Linked DNA regions of Homo sapiens: region 1 is linked to region 2. Evidence: chromatin contacts called from ENCODE Hi-C data. All regions are on one chromosome and are shown on one strand. Each heading gives the region's core, a stretch centred on a gene start or an enhancer-like site at or near the end of the contact. The rest is flanking DNA. Distances are from core to core; before and after follow the strand shown. Region 1 overlaps ZFHX3 (zinc finger homeobox 3). Region 2 overlaps LINC01572 (long intergenic non-protein coding RNA 1572).

Region 1 (6,010 bases), core at 855-3,354, 200 kb after region 2:
TTTATTAAACTAAGTCTTGTTTGTTTAAATCAGAAACAAATTCTCAAGTAACAAGAACCCTTTCCCTTTTTTCTGCATCAGCAGTGAAAGGGTGTGTCTTTGGATTTTATTTAAAGCATGAAATTTTTTTTTCTGAGAGAGGAAAGAAAAAACAAACACAAAACCAAAAACCAAATCCCTAACCAAAAACTTTTTTTAGAAAAGAAAAGTACACAGCCAATTACACAAATGGAAACAAATCCTTTAGTATAGAAAAAAAAAGAATATTTGAAGCTCCTACCAAACAAGGAGGAAAAGAAGGGGTACAAAGAAAAAAAAGCCAAAAGAAGGATAAATAAAAAATAAATGCACAAAGCTAACAGACACAGGTAACTAGAATTATATGCCTTTAAAAAGTTTCAACTCCCCAACCAAAAATAATCTGTGAGGATCCTAATGACCCCTAGAATCCCTTGAAATTCTTTCTTTAGTTTTATAAAATAATTCTGCAGCTCCCTCTAAGAAATGAAGGCAGCTACCTTAAGTGGGAGATTATAGGACGGGAGGTGGGAGAAGGAAAGAGAAAGTGGAATTAAGGGACAAGAAAGAGAAAGTGGAATTAAGGGACAAGGGGAGAAAAGCTTAGGCGAATCAACGGATTGCAATCTATCATCTGCTAGGAATGAACAAGACAACATCAAATGAGGAGCTGTCAGCTGGACCATACAAAAAGCTAAATGTACACAAAAGGTTTTTTTTTTTTTTTCCTTTTAAATCTACCATACTGCTTCAGTTCATTTCCAATGCAACAATCTACTCAACACCAAAAATGGTCATATCTATCATAAATACAGAAAGTCAGTTTTTAAAACTTATTTTTTTTAAGCTACAAGTCCTCAACACTCTTTGTGTGTGTGGGTTATTATTTTTTTTTTTTTTTGAAAGTGGGAGTGCTTAACTTTTCCCCTTGAAATTGGCTTCAGCAGAAAAGCTATCCTTAAAAATCCCCAGAAAGCTAAAGCAGTTCACATTGTTTTTCTTGAATACTTTCTGCCCATTTTTAAGTTAACAAAACAAAAAATCTTTTCTGGAACAAAAAAAAAAAAAAAAACTGAAAAAACAATAATATATAAAACAATGATTCTGAAAACAAAGTGTGAGCGATTGACCTGAGAATAAAAAGACATTACATTTCTTTTTTTCTTTTAGCAAGCCATTGGTATCTGAATGCTAAGATAGCAAGAAATTTAAAACTGTAACAAGGTGGACTGCTTTCCCATACAGTGCATGCCGGGCTCCTCTGTGCTATCAGCGTGGGGCGTTTATTGAAAAGGGGCAAATATACAAGGGGTTTAAGCTCCAAAGACATTAGGGAGGCCCTGCGGACTTCTGTTTCCCAGACCAATAGTACCTTCAAAAGGACACAATGTAACAGGGTTAGGGCTTTTTTTTTTTTTTTAATATTAAAAGAAAAGAAAAAGACAAGAATGTAAAATCACCGGCATAGATAGGTATATGGGAAAACAACCCACGCTTTTTCTTTTTTTTCTTTTTTTTTTTTTTTTTGTTTTTTGGTTAGAAGCTTTGGAATTGCAGTTAGTCTATTTTTGAAATTGGTTTGTTATTAATTTTTGTATTTAAATTCATTTGTTTGTATTGTTCATCTTCAAAGCTTACAATCTGAAGGTGTCCGTTCCTACACTGGTCAGACCACTGTCCTTGGGGCAGCTGGGGTCTTTGGGACCCTCCACCGGGCTCGCCGGTCCGTCGGACTTTTGGCTGAGATCCGTGTCAGACTCCTCCGAATAGTCGTCTGTTGGCATCGAGGGCTGAACCCCTGAGGTGCTGCATGAACTTGAGGTAACCGTTGAAGATGAGGAGAGAGGAGGAAAAGAAGGGGGCTTCGCTGCCGAAGCCCGGGAGACCACTTGCGGCCAAGACTTCCTGGAGGCGTGGGGGGAAGCGGAGGAGGGGGCGGCGGCCGACGGGGGAGGGGGGCTGTCGTTTGAGTGAGCGGCAGACTGCGAGGTAGATGCGGTGCTAGGATCGGGGAAGCAGGCAGAGTGAGGTAATAAACTAGGGTGCTCTTTGGCGTTTCTTGCTGCTCTCGTGATTGTTCTGTGTTTGTGCAAGGCCGACTCGAGATGTTGACTCAGAGCTTCCTCCCCACAGAGCGCGCTCTCGCACGCCAGGCAGTGGTACGAGCCGCCGCCGCCGCCGCCGCCGCCACCGCCGCCGCCGCCGCCACTGCCACCGCCGCCGCCGCCGGTGGGGACGTGAAGCACCATCTCTTGCAGGTTCACCACAGACTGGCCGAAGAAGCAGAGGGACTTCAGGTGGCTCCTCGCTGCCTCCTCGTCGCTGAAGCCCGCCTGGCACTTGCGGCAGACCAACTTGTACTGCACCTTTGGAACAATGAAGGGGTCGTAGAGGGAGTCCGCACTTTTGCTTTCTGCTTCTGGCTCTTCAGGGAGTTTCGGCAGGAGGGGGGACACCTCACGGGGGGTGTTTTTCTGTTCTTCTGGTTTGGGGGATTCTTTGGCAGGGTCTTTGTCTGGGGAAGGAGCCCCGGGGGGGACTGGGGTTTGGCTTGCTTTGGGCTGCTGCTGCTGCACTTTTTGCTGCTGCTGCTGCTGTAGTTGCCGCTGCTGCTGCTGCTGAATTGCCTCCTGCAGACTCTGCTGGTATTGCTGGTACTGCTGCAGTAGGGAGCCTGGGGACAGCCCCATCAGGGCCTGCGACAGTGCAGGGCTGTAGGGGAACAGGCCTTCCATGCCATACATAGGCTGCAGGTACCCGCTCTGCAGGGCGCCAGGGATCTGGGGAGCATAATAAGGAGAAAAGCCTGGTACAAAGTAAGGAAGGAACTGGCTTGTGAGCAATGCTGTGGGGTCCGAAGTCAACGCGGCCTGCAGGGCCTGCAGCTGTGCAGGGTCTACCGCATACTCCATGGTGGGCAGCGGGGCTGAGATCGTGGCTGCAGTTGCCGTGGGGGCCTCTCCTTTCTCCTTCTTGGGGACAGGCAGGGGTTCCCCTTTCCCTTTGTGTGCCTTTTCCTTCTCCTTTACTTTCTCACTGTCTTTGTCCTTGCGTTGCTGCTGCTGTTGCAGTGGGAGCTGTGGTGTGGGTGGCGGCTGGGCTGCTGGCGGCGGGGGAGGCTGCTGCACCTGTGGTTGCTGCTGCTGCTGCTGCTGCTGGGGGGGTTGCTGAGGGCCCATCGCCATCGTGGCTTGTGCTGGGGTTGGGGAGCTCAGCGACGCTGAGGACGGTTTATTTGGTAATCCAGAAGTGGGGAGGCCAGGGGAAGGAACAGTTGTGCTGGGCAGACCCATCAAGTTCGGCTTAGGAGACGTTAAAGCTGAAAGGAATGGAGACAGAAATCACCGGTCAGTCTGGGCAGGGGTAGGGCTGAAGCTCAAGACGTTTTACCGGTGTCACTGGCACACAGTTTGAGATGTCAAGGCTTGAAGGATCCTCTCAAAACGAACATTTCCAACAGAAGTATCCCACCAGGCTCAGGGCTGGACAACCTTGTATTCTAATGAGGACTCAGTCCTAGGTCAGCTCCCATACTTCCCCTTTCAGCCAAACAACTTCCAGAAGTATCCCACCAGGCTCAGAGCTGGACAACCTTGTATTCTAATGAGGACTCAGTCCTAGGTCAGCTCCCATACTTCCCCTTTCAGCCAAACAACTTCCAGAAGTATCCCACCAGGCTCAGGGCTGGACAACCTTGTATTCTAATGAAGATTCAGTCCTGGCTAGCTCCCATACTTCCCCTTCCAGCCAAACAACTTCCAACACCTTCCTGCCCAATGTGCCACACCCGCTAGTTCACATTTTCTTTGCCAAGTACTCCCAGCTACCATTCACTCTGCCCAACTGCAATTAGTCTAGAGGCCCCAAAGCTAGCTGTTTCTAGCTGGGGCCCATTTGCACCAAAGGCCTTCATCACAAAAATAGTATGGCCACGAGGTCCCCAGAGAAGTTATCTGGAGGAGAGCGGCAACAGGAGAAGAGAGAACGAAGGCAAGAAAGCTAGCACGGCCACATGAACAAAAACAAAACAGGCTCTACAGGTGTTCCTCCTCTCTGACCTCTGTTGCTGCAGCTGACTGGATGCTTTCGGAGGGTAGAGAGAAGATGATGAATAGGAAAGTGTGGAGGAAGGGCCTGGGAAGAAATAAGAACAATCCATTCAGGGAAAATTGCTTCCATGCCTTGGCCCAGCTGACCTGCTTCAACAAGTCTACTCAACAGTATAACCGCCTAGGAATAGGAATCTGGAATCTGCGGGAGAAACGACCATCTTCTTTTCCTGCCCCTGTTTGAATGATACACAGGAGGGCCAGTGGGACTGTAGATGGTTGAGAAACAACCGCAGGAAAAGCAGAAAAGCCATGTCAGAAGTGGAATAGCCCAAGATACTGACACCAATTCCCAAGACATCACAACCTACCCGAAGCACCACTGCCTATGGATAGCAAAGGTCTGACCATATCACCAGGCCCTCATGGGCTAGAATCCCATCCTTGATCATACCCCTAATCTACCACCACTCCCTGCAACGCCTTCACCAACCCGAGAGCCTAATACCCTCCCTGACCCATAGCTATCTCCTGGTTTGAGTCACCAGGTCCAAGGTAATGCAAGAGGGTGTTGCTACGGATGGTACTCCAAGCTTCAGGTGTGTTGAGACTAGCAAGATAGTAGGTAAGGACAGCATGGGGGTGGGGTGCAGTGTGTGCTGGACGATGAAAAGCTGAGAAAACAAAGAGGAGGATCCCACAGGCAACAGCTCTCAGAACACCTCTATATTCACCATATCCAAGAAACTTGATGGTATATACATCTCTTCAGAGGACACCAAAATGCAAAATCAAAATCTTACTTCATCTGGACCTCACCTGCTGGAAAGCTGGGGAAGGAGTTCCATAACATGACACTGAGGAAAAAAAAGCAAGAAAAAGCACTCTGAAGCCCAGACTTGGGGGAAGACTGCAGATTTCTGGCTATCATGGTAGTGTTCACCATCAAAACCCTCAGATTTCAGACGAAAAGAACAAGACTGCTTCAAATTGCCAATCCCAGACAAACAGCTGTTAATACTGGATAGCCAAGGAGAAAGGTTCCTTCAGCATCTCATCATGCAGTGTCCTCAGTGCACATAAGACACCAGAGAAGATATGTGTGACTCTACTCAGAAAAGCTTAGTAAAGACTTGTTGGTTAAATTGGCACAAACAAGACAGAGTAGATTATGAGTTCTAAACTTGGGACATGGCTCTGTCTCCACTAGGCAATGGGTCTGCTCTCAGTGGGGCAAGGAAGGAATATTTAGAGATTTCCCCATCCCCATGGCTCCAGACTTCTAGGAGAAAGATTCAGGTCAAAAAGCCTTAAACTGTGTGTCTTCAACTGATGGTCTATATAAGAGGTTCAAATTTTAAGAAACGTTTACGAATCTCTACTATTTACCAAGCCTTGCACTAGCCATGCTAGACACAGTAGCTCAACACACTCACAACTCTGTGACATCCTTTTTCTGATCTGTAAGATCAGAATCAGGCAAGGTACTTCATCCCCCCTAGACTTACTCCTACAAATCTGGAGTCACACTGACCCTGTGGGATTATGGTCACACACATCAGACGTGTGACCCTGGGACTTTCGGTTGAACTCTTGGAACCTCAGCTTTCCATAACAGATGGTTATGAGGATTAAATGAAAGACCACATTGATAGAAAAAGCTTAGCATTGGGCCTGACATATAATAGATGTTTAATAAACACAAGTTTGTTCCTTCCCTCCCATTCCAGATCCGGTGTTTTTGAGAACTGTGTTACGGTCAGGTGATGATAACTGGGGCATGTCTGCTGCCCTGAATAAATAAGAGCTTATCTTTCTATCTCGAGTCCACTCTAAGTGGTCAGAACTTGAGTAGCACTAAACATATACCTGTTGACTGACTGGCTCATATTGGGTGTTGTGGAAGGAGCACATAGCACCTGGGAGCCCAGAGGCCTGGGTGG
Region 2 (6,166 bases), core at 1,102-3,601:
AAAAATTACATATCCTTGGAATAAAAATAGGTAGTTAAATCCAGGGAAGACTGTAATACAAGGACTAATTTCATCAGATTTATAGATTTTTTTAAAAAGTCAACTCATCAACACAAATTTTATTAATAGCAGGGTAAAAACAAAAAAAAGACTAAATTCAATTTAAAAAACACTTTAAAATCTTGATTGAAAATCCCAGAAAGTAGTGAAAGCTTAATATGTAAGAAATGAGTGTTCTCTGAAGGTTTTGGGGGAAGAGGCAGCTTTTCCTATTCAGTCATTTTGAGAAATGCAGTACAAAATGCTCTAAGAGCATTCAGTTGCCATTTGATGAAGCCATTTATAAGAGAATCAAAGTATAAGCTTCAGTTCAGTAAAGTGAATAGCTATCAGAAACAAATGTGCATGTCTATAATTATCACATCTATGCTGGCTGACAAATCCTGAAAGCGACTATATAAATGGTAATGCAATGAATATACTCTACATTCCTAAGGAATTCTGCGTGAGTATGAATTCCTGAATTCATTCCCTTAAATGAATTATAGATTCTCAAACCTGGTAGTCAAAAGAAATATGCAACAACACTGAAGAAAAATAAACAATACCAAAGAATCCTAATAACCCTTTCCCTTTACCCTTCCATAAAAATTCCAACCCATAACCTTCAAAGCAAAAACCCCTACTTACTATCAGACTCAACTTCTAGACTTCAGCATTTTACTTTTCCACAATTGAAGTCCAGATAATTGTCAATATCCTTAAGATTTGTTGGGAAAGATACAATCAGATAAGGTACTTTGAATTCCAATTTCAGGCACCTCATGATAATATATACAGAGATGCCACATATTCCCTGTTATTACTGTTTCACTCTCCCTAGTGTTTAAGTCATTCCCAGGTAGTAAGTGAAAGGACACAGAAAGGTGCATTAACTCTCTCAGGCAACTTGGCAACTATTTGGTGCACAGCTACTATGCACTAAGTGTGCCTCTAAGTACATGGCTTAGGATCTCGAAGTCACTCAAGCACTAGGGAGAAAACACTCCATTGTTGTTTAATGTTGGGATTTTGCTGCTCTATAAACTAGTGTTATGCGGAAGTTTTAGGAGATGATACTCAAATGGAAATATATATCCTTTCCTAAGTCGCAGAAAGGCAACCATAAAGCTCAAAACTGTATTACCTTGATAATGTAATTTTTAAAATGTTACGTGTGAAATAAGACCATTTATTTTTTACTTTTTTATTTTTTTGAGACAGAGTCTCGCTCTGTCGCCCAGGCTGGAGTGCAGTGGTGCAATCTCGGCTCACTGCAACATCTGCCTCCCGGGTTCAAGCAATTCTCATGTCTCAACCTCCCAAGTAGCTGGGATTACAGGTATGTGCCACCACGCCTGGCTAATATTTTGTATTTTTAGTAGAGACGGTGTTTCATCGTGTTGGCCAGGCTGGTCTTGAACTCCTGACCTCAGGTGATCCGCTGGCCTTGGCTTCCCAAAGTACGGGGATCACAGGCGTGAGCCACTGTACCCGTCCTATTGAGACCGTTTTAAAAATGATTGTGACATTATTCTAAAAACTTCAGTATCTATCCATCTCTATATACATATATATGAATGAGAGATACAGCCTAATAGAGGAGAAATGGAATAAGTAAATATCTCTGGAAACACTGAGTACAAGTACAAATGTGATTAAAAGACACAGAGTATGAGATGAAATATCCATCTTAAAATTTCAGTGCTTTGGTGGTTAAAACAGTAAGAGAAAAACAACATTGTTTTGCGCTAGGAAACCTGTTTCTAATCAACTGAGCTATTCCTATGGGGTCAAATAAAAATGATTAGCTTATTAAAAGCATAGCTTTGCTATTTAATAGGCAAAATGATTGAAATTTCTGCTGCAGATCCTGATAATTTTAGTGTTTCTAGTTAAGCCTGCAAAATTGCATTCATTATTAGTGTCCAGATTCATTAACAATTCAATTTATAGATATTAATGCTTATAATGCATGCTTCGCTTGCCAAAACTTGAAGAGAAATTGTTTCAATTAGCTTTCATGGATCATGAATCCTGCCGGCTGGGTATTTTTAGACAAAAGATACAAACACATCCCCAAGCAATGCTAATGCACAGCTGGGACTTGTGTGTAAGGTCACTTGAGCTAACAGTTTAAAAGGAAAAACAGTAAATGAGTTTTACCCAGATGAGTAAGAGAGAAGTCTTCTGTTTCCAACCAAATATTTGAAAGGCATTTAAGAAAAATGGCAGCAGAATTATTTGCTTTTGAGATCTCTGGAAGATAAAACCATTAGGCCAAAATTGGCAATCTAAACTCAAGGAGCAGTATTCAGCATATAAGACAATATGGGAGACCTTAAATTTTCCCTTTGTAAAAAAGGGGATTTCTTAGAAGTCACAAGTTAACAAAAATGCAAATCCTGTCACCTGCACAAGGGTCATGCCCCAGTGGTAGGAGAATAAAAAATAGACTGATACCACAAATGATCCAGATGACAATCCAGATTTACAGATAATTACTAACTCTCTGTTTCATGTTAGGCCACACACAACTAGGTCAAAGTTGCTATTTACTGTCAATGGCAAACAGTATTCTTAGGTAGAAGACACATTCTTTGGAGGATGTCCATCTCCTCCAGATACATTTCTGTCACATAAATCTTCATGTAAATTAAAGACAATAGCCCATCTTTGAACTTTTCTCATAGTGTAGTACAATGTCTACATTTCCTTGTGGTGTCTGGTTGTTTGTAGCTTGGTATTTACTGGAATATCAAGAGAATGGTCGACTTTTTACCTTGAAGCTAAGAGATATTTCATTTGTCCTCACCGAAATGCCGGACCATGTTGCATACTTAAGCACAGACTGAATGATGTCTCATGATTTTCCCATGAACTACAATTTCACCTCCCTGAAGGATCCCATTTAGTGAACTTGGGAAAAATCTAAAGCTAACAGTATGGAATCAAAATAAGTTTTAAAAAGACCATGAGATTCTGGAAAACTAGTCCAACACTACAACTCTAAGGACATTAATGTCATAAAAGTACAGTTGAGAGGCAGAGGACATGAAAAGCATAGAAACTCTTCAGAATGTTTGGATAAGGAAGTATGAGAACATGTGAAATATTTCTAAAATCAAACTGAGCTTTGCATTGAAGCTTAGATATTGGTCTGGAGGAACAACAAATACATCTGTAAAAATATTCATTACTATGCTTTTTAATCTTAATAGTGGTATAACATTTCCCATTGACAAGTAAGGCATAGAAATCTCTAATTTATAATAGGTAGGCATTAAACAAAACTAAAAAATATCAAGATTAAAATCTAATTTCTGAAAAAATATAAATTAGAACAAAAAGAAATCGACTGCCTTTACAAAGTAATAAAAACTAATATATGAAAATGAACTATAAGAGGCTGGAAGAAAAATGGAAAAACAAGTTTGGAGAGAAAAGTGAAAAAAAATCAGTGTTTTCAGTCAGGTGCGGTGGTGCAGGCCTGTAGTTCCAGCTACTTGAGAGGCTTAGGTGGGAGGACACCAGGCTGGGCGACATAGAGAGACTGACTCTTAGAAACAAAACGAAACAAAAAAACTTAAAACCAAATGTGGAATAAAGTAAGCAACTTTTTATAAATACCATCATTACTTAGCATTTAAAAAAATTCTATTTTTTTAATATAATAATTTGAGTAAAGGTCTAAAAGATTGATGGAAAAGGACCAAACTAAGAGTGATAGTACATGGGATGACTGCAAAAATTAATGATGTAACCTATTTGTTTATTCAATTACTACGACTGCAGAAATATATATATATAAAGTGCATTTCTCATACTGCCAAATTCATCATGAGTATTTTTGAAAAAACACAATTTATGTTTTAAAACAAATAAGTTATTTAATACATTGGCACACCCAAATACACACATACATCTAAAAAGCAATGACAAGGACCGTGGTCACTGATGAAATCACTAGCCCTATCACATTACTATTCAGGTCTATAATTCATTCTTTAGTATTAGAGTCCATAGGGCCCTGGTTTGCTTGCCCACACTGAAAACAGAGAACAGGAAGGATCCCTGGAACGAGAAGCTCACTTTTTTCCCCATTCTTTCATAAGCTTCCTCTAGCTTCTAAGTGCTCTGATTATTCTTTTGTCTCTGTGTGGCAAACCTATTACTTTTAAGGTATTTCTCCCACCTTGCTCCTCCCATACCTCTACAATGGATGCAAAGGTCAGTGACTCCCTCAGGAATAGTAGCATTTTCAGCAAGGGGTATGGTGAGGTAGTCATGGAACTCCCATTACTGTTAACAGGAGTTACAGGCTACTTCACTGAAAATTCCAACCCAGAGTTCTTTTGATGCTGAAAACTATATTTTCATATAACCTGTACTATGTACAGAGCCCATATAGCATAGGTTATAAGATTACAAATGATGTTTAGAGGATGACATATAAACAGCAATAAATATAACTGGGCATACAGATAATCAGAAATGCAAATTGGCACTGTTAACATTACAAAGCATTTTGTACAGGTCTCTAAGTGTAGAGATATGGAGTTAACTAGATCTCAAAATTTTGAGGAAGCACGTCTTGTGGGGGCAGGGGTGATGGTGAGGACAGGGGATATTCAATATTACTTTACACATGAGATAAAACATTTCAGCATTTTTCCTATAATGACTACCTAGAGAAACAAAAAGGAAATTAGTTCAATGAAGTATTACACAGAATAAATTATATAAATATTACAACGCCGTGAAAGCAGGCATACCATCTTACTTACCAGTGTATTCCCATGGCCACCCTAAAATCATGCCTGCCACATAATATGCACATTCAACTCAAATATTTGTTGAAAGAACAGATAAATTATTCCTCACAACGTGGCTTAAGTTTCTTCTTGTGAAAAAGAAGTTCGTGACCAATCTGGGAAACACAGTGAAACCCCATTTCTAGAAAGTGAGTAACTTCTTTCAAGTGTTGTTTGTGAGGATTAAAAGCAACCAAGCAGTACTGTATAGTATAATACTGTACAGTGATAATGGGGGGGGGAATGAAATGGGGTAAGGGGTGCATGAGGACGCTTTATATTATCTTTGCAACTTTTCTGTAACTCTAAACTTATTCCAAAATTTACAAGTTTTTTTTTTTTTTTAAACTAAGCCAGCCAGGCATAGTGGCTCATGCCTGTAATCTCAGCGCTTTGGGAGGCTGAGGCGGGTGGATTGCTTGAGCTCTGAGGTTTCAGACCGGCCTGGGCAACACGACAAAGCCCTGTCATTACAAAAAATACAAAAATTAGCCGGGTGTGGTGGTGCATGCCTGCAGTTCCAGCTACTTGGGAGGCTAAGGTGGGGGGATTGCTTGAGCCCAGGAGGTCAAGGCTGCAGTGAGCCGAGATTGTGCCACTGCACTCCAGTCTGGGTAACAGAGCAAGACCCTGTCTCAAAAAAGTTAAGCAAAGCACTCAAACCAGCGTCTGATATGGCTGGTATGATCAACAAATATTCTCTCACTCTCTTCTCAACACTACCCAATAGCATTCTGGTGATGCTGCCTGAAGGGACTAACCAGCTAACTAACAAATCACAGTAGAGATCTGCTGGCCTTATTTGCTGGCCTTGTTAATTAGCTCCTAAAGCCTATACTGGCCCTAAATTATTTTAAATATTCTCACTGCATGTTACTAAAAGACTCTACCATCACTACTCCTCACTTTTTCTTTTTCTTTTATACGCTCTTATACTTTCCCTCCACTCTGTTCTTCTCCCAACTAGTACTCATTGACACTGGCATTTTTTTGTGGTGACTCCCATTTTCACAAATAGGAAAAATGTTAAGTTACTGATTCTGGAAGAGAAGAGTGGCTTTATTCAAAAGCTAACTCCAGTTTCCAGATGTTCTGATGCCCTAAACTTAATGTTCATGAATAAAATGGCAGCTTAGCTAAAATATAAAATATTCATCTTGGCCAGGTGCCGTGCCTCCCGCCTACAATCCCAGCGCTTTGGGAGGCCAAGGCAGGAGGATCATTTGAGGCTTGGAGTTTGAGACCAGCCTGGGCAACATAGTGAGATCCTATCTCTACAGAAAATTTTAAAAATTAGACAAGTTTGGTGGGGT

The links. Hi-C counts contacts between places; a loop is a spot of excess contacts on that map. Pooled maps may share reads with other maps.
Region 1: a map with no recorded cell type shows a loop between it and region 2 (5-fold over the local background). The contact joins two enhancer-like sites. A Hi-C loop is called at or near these places in 6 of 37 single-sample maps with no recorded cell type and 5 of 50 pooled maps.

The regions. Positions count from the first base shown.
Region 1 is chr16:72,785,512-72,791,521 of GRCh38, forward strand. ZFHX3 (zinc finger homeobox 3) reads right to left here. Exons shown (of 10, transcript NM_006885.4): 10 at 1-3,337. The coding sequence ends at 1,653. The region is part of intron 3 of ZFHX3-AS1 (ZFHX3 antisense RNA 1); the gene reads left to right. Among named protein-coding and RNA genes, the nearest start is that of ZFHX3-AS1, 120 kb to the left of the region's middle. RefSeq lists an enhancer at 3,007-3,622. Within about 2 kb of position 2,105, at least 22 of the 41 ENCODE cell types and tissues checked have a DNase peak (open chromatin) inside an H3K27ac peak, as active enhancers do.
Region 2 is chr16:72,588,225-72,594,390 of GRCh38, forward strand. The region is part of intron 1 of LINC01572 (long intergenic non-protein coding RNA 1572); the gene reads right to left. Among named protein-coding and RNA genes, the nearest start is that of LINC01572, 74 kb to the right of the region's middle. RefSeq lists an enhancer at 2,310-2,369. Within about 2 kb of position 2,352, at least 2 of the 41 ENCODE cell types and tissues checked have a DNase peak (open chromatin) inside an H3K27ac peak, as active enhancers do.